Regions from separate parts of the Mus musculus genome. Here region 2 is linked to region 1. The links are chromatin loops, found by intact Hi-C in ENCODE. Cell type or tissue: left cerebral cortex. All regions are shown on one strand.

What was found. Hi-C counts contacts between places; a loop is a spot of excess contacts. Peaks named below come from ENCODE experiments on the same cell type or tissue, not always from the same donor. Only the 100,000 strongest peaks of a DNase experiment are listed, where the experiment ranks them.
Region 2: a loop joins it to region 1, with 2.0 times the contacts of the local background. A loop is called at or near these places in 1 of 42 quality-filtered maps.

The regions. Positions count from the first base shown.
Region 1 is chrX:95,708,046-95,716,045 of GRCm38, reverse strand. Zc3h12b (zinc finger CCCH-type containing 12B) reads right to left here and starts at 4,368. Exons shown (of 9, transcript NM_001034907.3): 1 at 3,900-4,368. In left cerebral cortex, CTCF peaks have their summits at 4,014 and 4,221; DNase peaks (open chromatin) are centred at 3,658, 4,051 and 4,373; H3K4me3 peaks cover 2,268 bases; H3K27ac peaks cover 892 bases.
Region 2 is chrX:95,931,259-95,939,258 of GRCm38, reverse strand. It overlaps Las1l (LAS1-like (S. cerevisiae)), which reads left to right. Exons shown (of 13, transcript NM_152822.3): 12 at 1,737-1,887; 13 at 3,610-3,946. The coding sequence ends at 3,739. It also overlaps a transcript of Zc3h12b not described here. Among named protein-coding and RNA genes, the nearest start is that of Las1l, 22 kb to the left of the region's middle. In left cerebral cortex, no CTCF peak of the experiment used is centred here; no DNase peak of the experiment used is centred here.

The DNA.
Region 1 (8,000 bases):
CAGGAACTGATGCAGAGAGGTCATGAAGGAATGCTGCCTACTGGCTTGCTTCCCATTCTCGTTCAGCCTGCTTTCTCATAGCACTCAGAACTACCAGTATAGGGATGGTACCACCCACAATGGGCTGGGCCCTCCCATATCAATCTTCAATCAGGAAAATACACCACAGACCTCTCCACAAGCTCATCTGGTGGGGACATTTTTTCAATTGAGGTTCCCTCTTTAAAAACTACTCTAGATTGTGCCAAGTTGACAAAACCAAACTACTACAAAGAGGCAAAGTTCCAGAGAAGAAATCTCTACAAGATTCTCCAACTAGCCTGCCATTGGAGGTGCAAGCCTTTAAGCCCAGCATCTGAGAGGCAGAAGCATGAGGATCTAAGTTCCAGGCCAACATGGTCTACAGAGTGAGTTCCAGGACAGTCAGGGTTGCAGACTCTGTCTTGAAACACCTTCCCCAAAAGATACAACAACTAAAAATGCAGAAAATTAAAACCAGCATGGAAAAGACTTAAAACTATCAACACCATGATAAGAAGGAGAAGGAGGTAGAAAGAGGGGGGAGGAGGAGGAGGAGAAAATTCTTCCTAAACTATCAAAGGGACTTAGTTCTACAATAAACATTAAAGCAAGACTGCAAGCATGTATAGGAAAAGGTGGTTCTCTTTCCAAAGTAGAAAGCAAGTTAACCAATTTTGTGAGGAATTGCTTCCAGATGACTGACCAGGAAGATAAACAAGGTCTGCCATTGTAGAAGGTCTCCTTAAGAAAATGGTTTTAAAAGCTTGAAATAATCCATTTTACTTCATTTCTATAGCAATTGCTATCTGGCCTATCTGTTTTATAATACAAAATGACAACTTTCCCTACCACATTTGATAAATGATGTTCAGGTTCCATCACAAAATATGTGTTGTCTAAAATGGCTGTTTAATATTTAAAGATGGAACTTTACCCTTGGTTTCAAGTATGTGTGGTCTATTATGATAGGATGTAGTAATGGTGGTGGTCTGACAAATAAAAGACAGAAAATAAAATAAATAGTATTTTAATAATGAAAATACAGTTTTGCTGAATTCATATTGCATTTTTACAAATGCAATAAAATTTGCAAAAGAAATTAAGAGTAAATCAGTGATATCTTGTAATTGCTATGTGGTTTGTTATTTTTCTGCATGAAAATATTAATTTACAATAGCTGACCAAAACCTAGAGACTGTTAACATGTTAACCAATTTTTAATGTAGCAAAAAAATTAGAAATGCACTAAAATAAGTTTTACAAAGATTTCTGATTGAAGTTTAAACATATGTTACTTGCTAAATATTAACATACACATTAATATATTAGAACTTTGACCAGTATTAATTTCAAGACTATAATAATGCAGCCCTTCCCTTTATTGTACACAGTAGTATATAATAAACCAAGTTATATAACTAATCAATCAAAATTCATTTTGCTCATAGAATGTATCTGGAAATAACCTTTGGGGAATATTAATAATACAAGGTCGTGTTTATTGTACCAGTTTTATATAAAACACTTTGACTATAGCTGTGATTTACTATTCAGTGAAATATGTACATTTATAAAGTATGGGAACTTAATTATTTGTATCTTTTTAGAAAACATTCTTATGTGTGCCAAAATAGGATGATTATTTTAAAACTAACTTGTATAACATGTATATTATAAAGTAATTAGTATTTAATTTGTTATTAAATTAAAATATAGCATAGAAAAGTTTGCTCATGTCAAGAAAGTTAACTGCTATAAATAATCCTTTTCTCCTTTAGTTAATCTAATAAATTTATGATAAATGTTTCCTCCTTCCAACAAAGCCTACAATTTGAAGAAAAAGTGTCACTTTTCTATGAAGCCTTCTCAGGAAATCCCTAGACTTCAGTAATTTTCCTGTACTCTTATTTTTTTTTTCCTTAGCTCTTCTTCTGTACTTTTCTATGTTTTGATTAATATAGCCTATCTGTATGCTTCTCTCCCAATTGAAGTCCTCGAACTGTTTCAGTTGGCTTTTTAAATTTTTTCTATTACTGGTTACCAGCAACCAGATCCAGTGTCTCATGCTTCTAGATATTCTGCTTCAAGCAACACCAACAGACCCTGGAACCTGTGTCTAATCTACTCTTCTCCTTGCCTACCACAGTGATGTTCACTGAGTGAAAATCTAAAAAATGAAAACTTATTAAAAATCTCTGAAAATAAAATAAATAAAACCCAGCAAAAACAAACTTTATTCCAGAATTTAATGATCAAGTCCTTAACAGCACTTGCAAAACAAAATATCATTTTCCCATATGTTTATGACAGTTTGTGGGAATGCTAGGCTATGTGGTACTTACTTGACCATATTCATTATTGTCAAATTCTTTTCCTTTAGATGTAATAGTATTTCAAATAATTAGGAGTAAAATTCATCAAGACCTTTTGCAAACAGAAACGACCTCTAAGTTTGAAATCTAGGCTCCTGAAGCATGCCTGTCTGCCAATGCATAGCAGATAACTCACATCGAGGTAGAAAACTATTTTTTCCCCTAGTATTATACTTTAAACACAGGAACATCTCAAACACAAAAGCAATCCATATAAGACATTTTCCCTAAAACTATCAAGAAACTGGAAGTGTTAACAGATTCACTAGCCAAAGTTACCTAATCACACACAGCATCTATATACTTTTTAAAGTTCTCTAGCTTAAAAGAGGTAACCGAAAACTAAATTTAGCTTTTCCACCAATGTGCTTCTTTTTCTCCACTTCTTTTTAGATAAGAGACCTGAAATGGCTTAAAACTGTCAGGATGGAAGAGAGTGAAATAAAAGAACCCATCTTTTGTTGTCAGCCCACAGGAGTACCTTGCAATTAAAATTATACATCAATTCAAATTGAGTTCACGTTTGAAAAGGGTCAACTGGGAACTGTAAATTTTCACATCTGCTTTTAAAGTAACAGTCTCACACCTCAAAATAATTGTGAAAAACGCCTTGCAACTTTAGAACCTTATCTAATCATGGTATCCAAAGTCTCACTTTGGGTGTCTTGGGCCAAATGTTTTTGAGAGAAGTTGACTATTTTCAACTATACCTTATACTCTAATTTAAGAAGAACAAATAAGTCACAACTATCTTTATTTTTATTAAGAGTATCTAAGTTTCACCAACACATTTTTAAATGAAGACGTGAGTCATTTTTGATGAAGAATACTTTGTAAAATGTTTCCCCTATTGTCAATATTTTACTTTGTCCACTTCTCAAGTTTGGTGGTACTTTGGTTGTCAAATAGGACATGTCACTAGTTTTGTCTTATTATCACTATTATTTAACATAACTAATATCTGCCTAGCTTTACATGCTAAGAATCAGGGGCTAGGCATATGGCTTGCCTACTGCACATGAGTATAAACAATACTGCAAAGTAAGGTACCACTCAAGCTATCTGGTCAATTCTTTCGTCATGAAGCATCAGCAATGCGGAGGATGGGCTCTTGACAAGCCTCAGGTCAGGTCAGGCTGTCTCCCGTGATCAAGAGTCAGAGCCACAGTTAGAACAAGGAGTAAAATGTGAACAGGGCACTAGAAGAATCTGTTTCCAGACCAGAGACTAAGAAGGTGCACGACTGTACTTAGAATCATCAGCATCTAAGAAGCAACCCCAGGCCTTAATCACTGACACTATGTTTCTGGAAGCCAGGATTGAGATCACAAAGTGACGGCTTTCAAAAGGAAAACTAACTGGAAGAAATTACCCGCGAGCAGATGCAGGAAGGGTGTCAGAAGCTTCTGAATGAGAGTGCAGAGCTTCATTGGCCTGCTGGGGCCCCAGAGACCCTAAGACCAGAAAACAGCTTGAGCACCAGGAGACTGCGGTGCCACTACTCACCCCTACTCTCCTAAGGTCTTGTTGTCGCCTCGCACCATGCAGCCCCTGCGGAGGGGAAAACTTTCCCCCTCCCCCGCCGCTGAGGGTGGGATCCGCGGAAGAGAGGAGGCGGCGTCGCAGCTGTTCAAGCAGGGCCAGATAAGCGCCGGGTGCAAGAGAACCAGCCTGGCGCTTGTGCCCCTGGCGGCCACCAACTTCACCACCATCGACTTGGAGGGCCAGGAGGAAGCAAAGGCGGCAGGCCTTCGCCCAGCAGACCGAACTCTCCCGGAATACTAGGCCTGCGCTTCTGGCAGGACCGTCTGCCCCGGTCCTCTCAGCAACAGGACCCCCCAGGCTTAATTCCAATTGCTTTGGCCCCGCGACCACAGAACAGTGGCTGCTCCCTCTTGGGGCCGCGGTCGCAGCTGCATCCTCGTGCTCCTCTTCCTCTGGCGCTGCTGCCTACACACACAGCCCCGGCGCAGTTACCACCGCGGCGCCTGGATCGCCGTTTCTTAGCAACCGCGCGCATGCGCCCCACCCCCGCCAGGGACCACTGGAGCCGCGGTCTGATCTCGGACGAGTTTGGTTTGCGACCTAGAAAAAGTGAACAAAACCCCACTTCCTAGGCAGGCCCTAACGTCAGGGTAAAAGAATCGTGAGGAGAGGTCCAAGATGTTCTGAAATGGAGAGGCCTGGAGACTTAGGATGAGATCCTTGGATAGGCATGTGAACTATGGATGGTTTTCCTGCAGGCTTTTCTTGTACTTTACCAGAGTGATCTTTATAAAACTCCCAACTCTCACTTGCCTCTGGTCAGGAGAATGGAATTGCTGCCAAATTTGTATTTCTGTTCTTTTTCTAACCTCTCTAAATCTGTTTCTTCAACTGTAAATGAGAAACACAGTACTCTGAATACTTATAAGGATGAAGAGAAAAAGTACGTGAAGCACTTAACATACATAACCTACTGTGACACAGAGTAAGCATTCAATAAAAAAGGAGCTATTTGCAATGGCTCATCACTCTGTACAATACAAGACAAAGTGCCTGCTCTCTAGTTGAACATTCTAGCTTAATAAAGTCCTCCGAGAGTAGTCTGGTTTCATTCTAATTCCAGACCTTAGTCACCCAACTGTAGATAGGTTTTACACATTCTCAGATTGAAGTGTATAAAATGCCTACATACATTTTCTATTTTCATCTGGAAAAGAAATCTGTGTGAGCCCAGGAACTAATGAACATCCAGTGATCTTTCCAAAACTACTCATTAATGTTAAAAGACTAGTACTAAAAACTGACATTTAAACAATGGTTATACATAAAACATTTTGTGTCATTTTCTGCTGGCTATTGATCTTCTGAAAATCAGCCTTAACTTTTCTGTAATGTGTAATTATAAGACAAAAACATGTAATTAATTCTGAACATAATACAATGTATAAATAGTATGTGCATATTTACAGAATATACCCTACTGAATGATAATCTAATGAAATATACATTTTAGATACTATTTAAAAGCCTATGCCATGTAAAACCTTTGCAAAGCCCTAAAAATGTTAATAAGATATAATTTTCAAATGGACTATAAATTTAAAATGAAACTTTATGGCAACCAGAGAGCCAGTAAATATTTTAAAAACTGTATTTTCAGTGGTGTCTAAACACTAAATTGCCTTCCTTTGGTCACATGCTCTAGCTGCATCTATTGTATTGATAAAGAAGTAAGTCCTATCAACAAACAGAAGTGTCTATACACATTTGTAAAGAAAGAAGACTTTCTTATTGAATAAACACAAAAAAGTACATGCAGATGGTTGGCCTTCAAGTCACTGCAAATTTAAGATGAAATTTAAGATGGGATTTGAGGTAGATGTTTGCTTAACTAATTGACTTATTCTAAAAGAATAGTAAAACATCTCCAGAGTCACACCACACATACTCCTGATGGTTGCAGCTTAATATGAGGTTCTAAAGTAACTTTGAAGATACACATTTACAAGAGTAAATATGCCAGAGATGGGGAATTTGTAATACCTGCAGTCATTTATCAATAATTTCAATGTTAGAGAAAATATAAAGGGTCATTATGTCCATTAATGAGGTACTCTACAAAGCTAAGCAGTAATAGTCATCTTTCTTTTTTATTCACCTTTACAATTGCAAATCAATGACCCTTCTTCATATACAAACCCTGTGTTGACACAGTAGATGTACAAAGTGACTAAGAAGAAATTCCTCATAAACATATACATTTATGCTAGAGGTAACACTGCTCTACATGTTAACAGATGAATAGAAGATTGTCAAAAGACATAATTCCATGCAAACTAAAAGGTATGTGAAAGTGAAACTAAAGGATGTGGACTGTGAAAAGCAGGAGAGTGTTTTAATTAGTTTTCTAATGGTGTGATAAAACACCATAACATAACCAAAACAAATTTATGGGGGAGGAGTTTATTTTGGGCATTCAGTTCCTGGGGTTTAGAATCTATGGTGGTAGGGAAGCATGACAGCAAACTGCAGGTGTGGCTGCTAGCGGAGCAGTCTGAGAGGTCACATGTTGAACCACAGTCATGAAGCAGAGAAAGTGTAAGTGCCATAGAGTCTTTTAATTTTTCAATGCTCGCCTCCAGTGACATACTTCCTCCATAAAGATTACACCTCCTAAATTTCCATAAACAGCATCACCATACACAAACATACAGGAACATTCTCACTCAAACCGCCATAGAGGTTTTGACTTAAATATATTCTGTCTATATTATGATCAGAACAGAATAATTGTGTAATAGAGTTGAGTACAGACAAGCTAGATTTGAAACAGATTGTGCAATGTCTGTGTGCCATATTAAAGATTTTGGGAAAAATTCTCTATCTGAGGGATAATTATAGTTTTAAAGAAAAAATCCTGCTACTCATTTAAAAACGGTAAAATGCAACAACAAAAGAGAAATTATTCAAGAAAGACTACTGCAGTAGAGGATTGCAGTAGGGCAGAGATATGGGCTCAATTCTGACGTGAGCAACTGAGGCTATATGACCAAGAAGCAAGACAGAGGTGAGTGACTGGAAAATGACTAAGATCAAACACCAAGACTATGAGGATTCTTGTTAGAGTTCCTCAACAGAGCTTTTCAAGAAGACCAGAATGATAAGATATCAAAGGCAAATCTTACCAGATATTCAGGGTCAATCTCATTGTGTACATGATTTCATTTTGATAGGTGAGGTGAAGGGTCTCCAAAACTGGGGTAGTTCCTGGAATTCCAACCATTTGAGCCCTGTGTTTGTAATAGTTCATCACATCTGTTGATTGTTTTTATTCCAGCTCTTCTGAGGAAACTCACTCTGACCTTTGGACCCAAATTTATGTCCCCAAATATTTAGTTTCCTTTTCCAGTGTCACGGAAGTCTCTGCCCAAGAAAATGTCCTTAGCTGTCATTCTAAACCTTAACCATTCTTCACTGTAAATGTGTGACTTTATTAGCTTCCTTTCAAACTCACTACCAAATTTAATTCTTTAGCTTTAAAAAACAATGAAACTCGCAGGAATTCTTTTTCCCTTATTTTTTAATTGAATTATTTATTTACTTTCTAAATGTCTCCCCCTTCCTAGTCCTCCCTCCCTTAGTTCTTCACCCCACCCCCACCCTTCCTCTGAGAGGGTGTTCCCCAACATGTCCACCCATCCCTACCTCACCCCACCAACATCTCTCTTCCCTGGAGCATCAGGTTTTCAGAGGATAAAGCAGTGCATCCTCTCCCAATGAGGCCAAATAAGGCAGTCCTTTGCTACACATATGCCAGGGACCTCAGACCAGCCCATGTATGCTCCTTTGTTGGTTGCTCAGTCTCTGGGAGCTCTGAGGGGTCCCAGTTAGTTGACACTGTTGTTCTTCCTGTGGGGTTGCAATCCTCAGCTCCTTCAGTCATGGGGATCCCCAACCTCAATCCACTGCTTGGCTATAAGAATCTGCCTGACTAATACAGAAGTGGATGCTCACAGGCATCCATTAGACAGAGCACAGGGTCCCCAATGAAGGAGCTAGAGAAACTACACAAGAAGCTGAAGGAGCTTGCAGCCTCTTAGGAGGAACAATAATATGAATTAC
Region 2 (8,000 bases), 220 kb before region 1:
GCATACTGTGTGTGTGTGTGTGTGTGTTTGTCCACACCTGATAGGGAAATTATGACTTAGTGACAAAAAAAAATCTCTTAGGGCAAGGAAGGCTGAAGTTGGGGTTTTTGTAAATAGCAAAAAAGAGAGGAATTGGTATGGGAACAGTTGTGTCTGTGGGGTGGGGTGGTAGATGTGGGTATAAGAGAAAAGTTGGGGCTGTGAAAAGAATCTCAAATAGGCCATAGTGTATATATTTTCTGAAGAGGAAGCAGAATCAACTAAAAACCATGAGATCCATGTGTGTGCCTCTCTTCCCTCCCTCTGTGCGTGCGTGCATGTGTACATGTATGATGACATTAAGATATCTGGGGTTTCCACCTATAAATAAGTTGTAGGAGGCAGGAAGTGGAGCAGGAGACATTCATTGGATGGAATGTGTGTGCTCTTCTGCATATCCTTGTGGGGTAGAATATGCGGTGTTCTTTCTGTGCATTTGGGGGACTGATAACCTTGTACAGAGTCTAGGGAGCATGTTACCTGAGTCAGTATCTTTCCTTAGGTATGTGTGTATGTATCTTTGGACAAGGCCACTAAGAAAGAATATGGCATTCAAACACATTATGGGGAGGGGGGTATAGCTGCATAAACAATTTCAGTCACTCAGAATCCTCGGTATTGGTGGGTATGGAGAAGGCATGCTGTAAGAATTCTGTGATTTCTATTAATTTATGCATTGCTACATATGAAGATGTCCATGTTTATGTGGCGATCTACCTAAGATGAATGAAAGAAGGAACAAATATGTCTAGCTATGTGTATGTGTATATAGTGTAAGTATCCAGGGTTAAGAGGTACAAAGTGCTAAGATGTACAAAGAGGTGTTTTTGAGAAGTGGTACCAGTGAGGACAGAGCCAGGGGATCTGCAGAAAGCCCATGCTGAATTAGCTAAGAGGGCTGGGTAGGTAGATGGGGGTGGGCCTGTGTACTAGTAGGAAAACCAGCTTATCAACCCACTTTTTTCTGTAAACATTATTTGATATTTTAAAATTAATCTTTTAAGTTTTCGTGAAAGTATACACTGTATGTTAAACATATTCCCACCATATCCCCTTATCCTCATTTCATAACTCCTCATTCATTAGTTCACCTCATTTCCCTTGATAGTTAAGATTTCTACATTAATGCCTAACACAGTACATATGCATCTTTATAAGATCTAGAAAGCATAAATGAGATAAAGCATGATATTTGCCTTTCTGAGACTTGGCAGACTTAATGATTTTCTGCAGCTGCATCCATTTTCTTTCTAAGAGCTGAAAAAAACCTTTGATTTTTATGTATATCACATTTTCATTAGTCACACCTCTGTTCTTGGATATCTATGTTGGTTCCATGACTTATCTACTATGAGTAATGCTGTATAAGGCACTGATGTGCAAATATTTGTGTGATGTGTTGATTATAGAGTCCTTTGGGTAAATACTCTTGAGTGGTCTACCTGGGTAGAAAGGTACTCTGAGTTTGGGGGTTTTTGTTTGTTTGTTTTGAGAAACCTGTATCCTGACTTCTACAGTGGCTGGGCTGGTTTACATTCCTATCAGCAGCGTATCAGAGTTCCCTTTCTATATCCTTACCAGCATTTATTTATTGTTATTGCTTTTCGTAATCTCTGCCATTCTGACTGAGGTAAGATGGAATCTGAGTGTAATTTTGAATGTGAGTATAATTTTGACTTTTCTCCTCTGTTCTACAGAAGATGTGCGATGGGGTACATTCCCTCTAGGCCGGCTACCAGGCCAGACTGAGGACCCAGCAGAGCTTATGCTGGATAATTATGACACCATGTATCTTTTGGACCAACCTGTAATAGAGCACCGGCTAGAACCCCAGAAGTCCAAAAGTAGGTGAGTACCTGTGGCAGTGGGATTTCTCACCTCTTTGATTGCTACCTTCTGAATAAGAAACAAAGTGGGGAAAATAAGCCAGTGCCTCTTAGAATTTCTTTACCCTAGTGTAGAGAGGTGATGAAGTCGCCACACAGATGATTTGACATCCCTTCCAGGTTGAGAGCAGTTTGTGTGCAAGTGTGTGCGTGCCCTGGTCTGTAGGCCATTGGAATTGAGAGTCCGTTCCTGTTCTGCTTGCTTATTCCCTAGAGATGACCTGAACTCCCTTGTACACGAACCTTCTGGGAGAAGGCTTTAGAAGCCAAGTGTCCTCGACTCAGGTGAATAAAGGACGTAGCTGTGGAAGCCAGTTACAAGTAGAATTGTATTGCAGGATATTTGATCACACTGTTAATCCTGAGATTGTATTGAGAAAACTGTTTCTAGTTGTGGTACGGCTCAGCCATTAGCACACACCTTTAACCCTTCATAAAGACAAACTGAGCCAGAGAATGAGAAGGATCCAGAAGATTGGAACAGATTGCTAGAGTTAGTTTGAGGCCACGCAGAGGAATTCAGGAGAGGTCTAGAGAGAAGCCAGATTGAATCAGTCAGCATGGAGAGGAGTTTTGAGCCAGAACAGCTGAGTTGACCAGCCAGCCAGAGCTCAGAAAGCCCTAGAAAGGGGGAGCTGATTTAGCAGTAAGTCTCAGAGGCCGAAAACATCCCAGGCCTAGCTAAGATTGTTTCGAGGCTGGAAGCTTCTAGGACTAGGCCTAGATTAGCAGATGGAGGCAGTAAACCTCAGAGATTACAATTACCTCAGGTGAATAAGTTACTGTTCCAAGATTTCATTGTTAGAGGCTCCATTCTCTTCCAGCTAACCTGACCATAGCTTGGCCCAGTGAGTGCCCGGATATAAAGGGGAAGTGTTGCTGGTAGAGCGGGTGACTTGTCGCAGCTTGTCAGCCCTCTGCCGTTAGTAGTTGACAGATGAAATGCCCACCCTTAATTCTTTTCTCAGCCTCACCCTTGACTTGGCTATGTGACTTTGGGCAAATAATTTCTTACTCAACTCTGGATCTCCGTTTCCTTGTTTGTGAAGTTATGGGTGATGGGAATGGGTGGGACTAGAGTGCTTCTAAGCATTTTTCCACTACAGTAGTATAACTATACATCTGCCTGAGTGAGTGAACATCTAGTTGGAAAGTCCTTTGACCTACAGGAAGCAGGGACATGAGTGTATTTGAGTCAGGTTAGAGACAGAGGGTACTTCAAGCAGTCTTAAAATATGGAGTGGGGTTGGGACATCTTATCTCTATATCCCAAGCCTCACCTTGAGCTGTTAACTAGTTATTAGATGTGGGAGGGATCCAGCCAAGTCTTCTTTGGGCCCCTAAGCTCTAGGCCTTGGAAAGAGGCCCTGCTGAGGCAGCCTCTTTATTTTCGTGGGTAGGACTTTCTAGAGGCCCCGCTCTACAAGCCTAGTTTCTATACTGCAGTTCTGCATAATGCTTCATTTTAGTTCCACCCTTCAAGGTTTGAGGGGGGGCAGGCTGGGGGCAGAGCCACACCCTGGTTCTCATCTGAAATCACTTGTTAGAGTAGCTCCTGGCTCTTCTTTATAAAGACAGGCGGGAGGTTGGCCCTTCCCACAGGCACATACATGCCAAGTTCCCTTAGCTCCTGCAGAGTTTAGAGCTGTCCCTGTCCCTGACCAACTGCCCATTCTCTCTGCAGCACTCTGAGCCTATGTTGTGGTGGCAGCAATACCAACTCTAGCAGTAGCAGCAGCAGCGGCAACATGGAGGGCCTTCTCTGGAACCAAGGACAAATGCATGGGCTCAAAGCTGGCCTGCAGCTCTTCTGATGGCTGTCCTGATGCCAGTGTCCATGTAGCTCTGCCATTGGCACAGCTCAGTCCAGAATCCACCCATGGTACAGACTGGACAACCTGAGAGACAGATCAGCCTTATTAATTCAGCTTTTTACCACAATGGAAATCTGAATGATTTTTCCCCCGTTTTCTGTTGTGTTTTGAAAAATAATAAACAGATTTTTGTCATGGTGTTTGTGAGATGAGGGATGTGTAAGTTGGGGTAAGGCAGTGTAATTCTTCCTTTACTATGTGGCTATTCTAAAGATGGTGAGATGGTAACAAGGCTCTTGAGTAGAAGTTGGATCCTGAGACCTTTGAAGTATACCAATTCTGATTCTCTCCTAGCTAGACTGTAGGTATATCTTCTGCCTGGCTCCTTAAACTTATTTCAGTATCCCGCTCCCCTGTAATGTGGGCAAGCCAACGTAAAGGCATCAGGGCCCAGAGAAGAGGCATAGCTGGCTGTCGAGCCTGGTGAACACCTGAGGCTTGGGGCTGTGTGAGGACGGGAGCTAGGGAGAGGGAGGAATATCCAGTTATTAGTGAGCAAGAAACTGGAATTGAAAGCTAAAATATGTCACACTTTGTCATTCTCTGTCCTTTGGCCTAGAAAAGACACAATATATTCCTGCAGTGGGCTTTGGAGCTTTAAGAACTACCTTAGTGATGTCAGAATTCCATGAATCCATCAGCACAACAGACTCTTCCCATGTAGCCAAGCAGGTGTTGACAAAGCAAGCTGTGCATTGTGTTAGACAAAGGATTTTTCCCAGTGCTTCTCTTCCCACGATGAGAAAGGTTTGCTGGCATATTGGAGAGTTGAGGCTGGAAAGATTCTCAATGAACTTCTAGATTAAACCGGGAGAAGGAACTTGGAAATATGAGGATTCATATATTGTGGTCTGGTGGGATGGTGCCAGTAAGCTTTCAGTTCTAGTCTACCTGAGAGGAGTTCTTTACTGCATGTTTGGGGAACTTAGATGAGACTGCTTTTTAAAGATTAGTTTTTCCACTAGAAAACACTTTTGAAAATAATAGTTCTGGTATGGTAGCCCCTACATCCACCCCCACGCGCAATATATGTACACTTTTTACCTATTTTTTCCAGATTTCCTTACCCCTAATCTAGTCCCCAACTATTTTTTTTGAGATCGTTTCCCTGTGTAACTGAGCTCTTGGCTGTCCTGCATTCACTCTGTAGACCAGACTGGCCTCCAACTCAGATTTTTCTGGCGCTAAGTCCTGGGATTAATGTCGTGCACCACCACTGCCTGGATTAGTCGCCTGCTTTTTAAGTGCATGGAGATACTGAGACAGACAAATGAGAGGTAACTGACCTGGGGCCAAAAAGCAGTTGCTAGGTTGGTAGATCAGTATTTTCTTGAACATCATCTGGGTTCATATTAGAAGTGCAACTAATTAGACACTCCTGACATGAATCAAAAAGGTTGGGAATAGGTCACAATGTATGGTTTTGACATAGATGTTATGCTGATCTGTATGGATACATCACTTGTCAATTAAAAAGCCTATGGCCTATGGCTTATGGTTTAGGCAGGAAGTGGAAGGTGGAACATCTGGGAGGAGAAAGGATTCTGGGTTAGAGCCAGGCTCAGGAAGATCTGCCTGGGCAAGTGTGAGGAGAGGGACATAAGGTACCTGAGCATGGTAAGCAGTCGTGTGGTAGAATGTAGGTTAAAACAGGGCCATTTTAGTTACAGTCTAGTAAGAGAAGAGCCTAGCTATATGGCCAAGATATTTGTAAATATATTTTGAGTTTGAATCTTATTTCTGGGAATGTGGGGTTGGGAGGAAAAAACAGAACTATAACTTCAACAAGATGTGATTATTTTGTTACAAGGTGGAGTTTGGGATGCTGAAAGACACAGGTTCCAGGCATACTCCAGTACTTAACTGAAACAACCTTGCCATAATCTGCAGGATATTTACCTCATATGTAACAGGAGAGATTAGAAAATGGCTTTTCAGGATCTGGGAAAATGGCTCAGTAGATAAGAGTGCTTGAGGACCTGAGTTTGAATCCCCAGTGCCTGCATAAGAGTCCAGGCACGGCTGTATCCCAGCACTGGAGGCAATGGCAGACAGCTGCATTCTAAGAGCTGTCTGGGCAGACCGCTTAGCCAAAATGCTGAGACTCCAGTTTAGTAGGATATCTTGTCTCAGGGCAATAAGGTGAAGAGCAATAATGGAAAACCCTTGAGGTTTCCTGGCCCCGACATGTGCACACACAGGTGGGTGCATACTCTCACACGTGCATGCACCATATACTTTATAAACACACACACACACACACACACAATGCTTTCTGGGAAAAAAGAAAAACAAAAACATTGGAATCCCACACTGGGTGCTATTGCCTAAGAATGTGGAACAGTGCCTGATACATGACAGGTCCTCAATAAATATTTAGGGAATGAACTGTTTTTCTGAAACATGCCATATTTTATATATGTGGCTATATACAAATATATATGTATATACAAATATATATGTAAAATATAATTTTATATAAGTGGCTATATACAAATCTTGTCTCAAAAGGAAAGAAAACCAAGTGAATTTTCCAAGCACATCTATAGTCCCAGCTGCTCTTGGAAGGCAAAATCAGAACTGAGAGGTCATGGCTGTATACAGACTTTGTGTGTGTGTGTGCGCGCACGTGCATGTGATGTTCAAAGCCAGTCTAGAGTACATAGCATGGCTTTTCCTCATCAAAAAGCTAAGGGTTGAAGATGTACTTCAGTGGTAGAACGCTTACCTAGCATTTGTAAGACTTTGAGTTTGATCCATAAAACCACAAGGAACGCACAAAAATTAGAAGACTTTGGTAAAGTTCAGGTGAACTCTGGGATGGGGGCTGGGGATCTGTTTCCCCACTGTTTATTTAACCAGGTAACTCCAAAGGATATATGCTTAGTATTTCAGGAACGAATTGGAATGTGCATGTCTGTGTGTACAATTACTTGTTGCTGATGTTCTTAAAGAAAGAGCCATCAGTGATTAGTAGACAAAGTTTATGCAATAAATGGGTTTACAGTTCATTGTTGTCAACAACACAGCATTTTCATCACAATTATAGGTGAAACAAATAAAAACCTCATGAAGTCATAAGTACATTCATGCGAGTGAGAATATTGTATAAAGCATTGCACATGCATTATAGAGGCGGACAAAACGGGAAGGGTTATATTTTCACTCACCTCAGGTTGGCTCTGTGTATTTTGTCATTGAGACTTACATTATGTTTGGGTCAAACAAGGAACCCAAAGTGGTTTTATAAAAAGTTTACAACCATTAAACAATACTGTTTAATCCCACAAATGGATAAAACAAATTACTATAGCTCAATGATACACAAACCAGGACTAAAAAATAGTCAATCTGCCTATGTGTATAGCTAGCTATAATACAATAGATATCAAATATGCTGAGTCTTCACAGAGGCGTTGACTACTTTAGACAAGCGAGTTCTAGAAATACACTGCTTTCAAAGGAAAACTAACACTAGTGCCATTTTGGTTGCACATTATGCACTCCTCAGTTTCGTACCTGAAGAGAAGCATATGAGGAGGTGGAAGAAAAGGGGTAGGAGGAGACCTGAGCGGGGCTCTTTGGACAGCTTGGCATTACTTTCCCTGTGCAAATCCAAACCTGATTTACAGAGCAAAACAAACTCTATTGGAATTGTTGGCCCTCCAAAAGGGCACTTGTACAAACTCGCACACTTAAGAGCACAGATAGAATGTTAACTGAGAGCCTCTTCACAACGAACTGTTCCACGTTAGAGGGAAACTGTAACAAATATTAATAGATATTAATGATTGAATTGTTTTATAAAGGTCATATATTCCGAGATTTAAAAAAAAAGTGGGGGGCGGAGGATTGTGAAGAAGTAGTCTCTTAGAAACTAGAAAGGGTTTGAGAGAATAAGAAAGGGAGAGAAAAATCATGCCATATGCTTCATTGATTAGAAGAAAAGTTTTACAGACCATTTCCATACAGCATCTGCCATGCTCCCTTCCATAGCCGGTACCTTAAGTGAGTTCAATAGTTCCTTTGAAAGGCTCCTCTTTCTTTGAGCTGTCCTATAGAAAAGGTGCTCTGCATTGACCATGCCCTGCCAGAGTCACATTTCTCCTTTAGGTGGGAATGAAAACAACAACAATAAGAAGGTCACAACAAGAAAACAAAAATCAGAAAATACAAAGTCTAAGGCCTGGACAGGCACAGA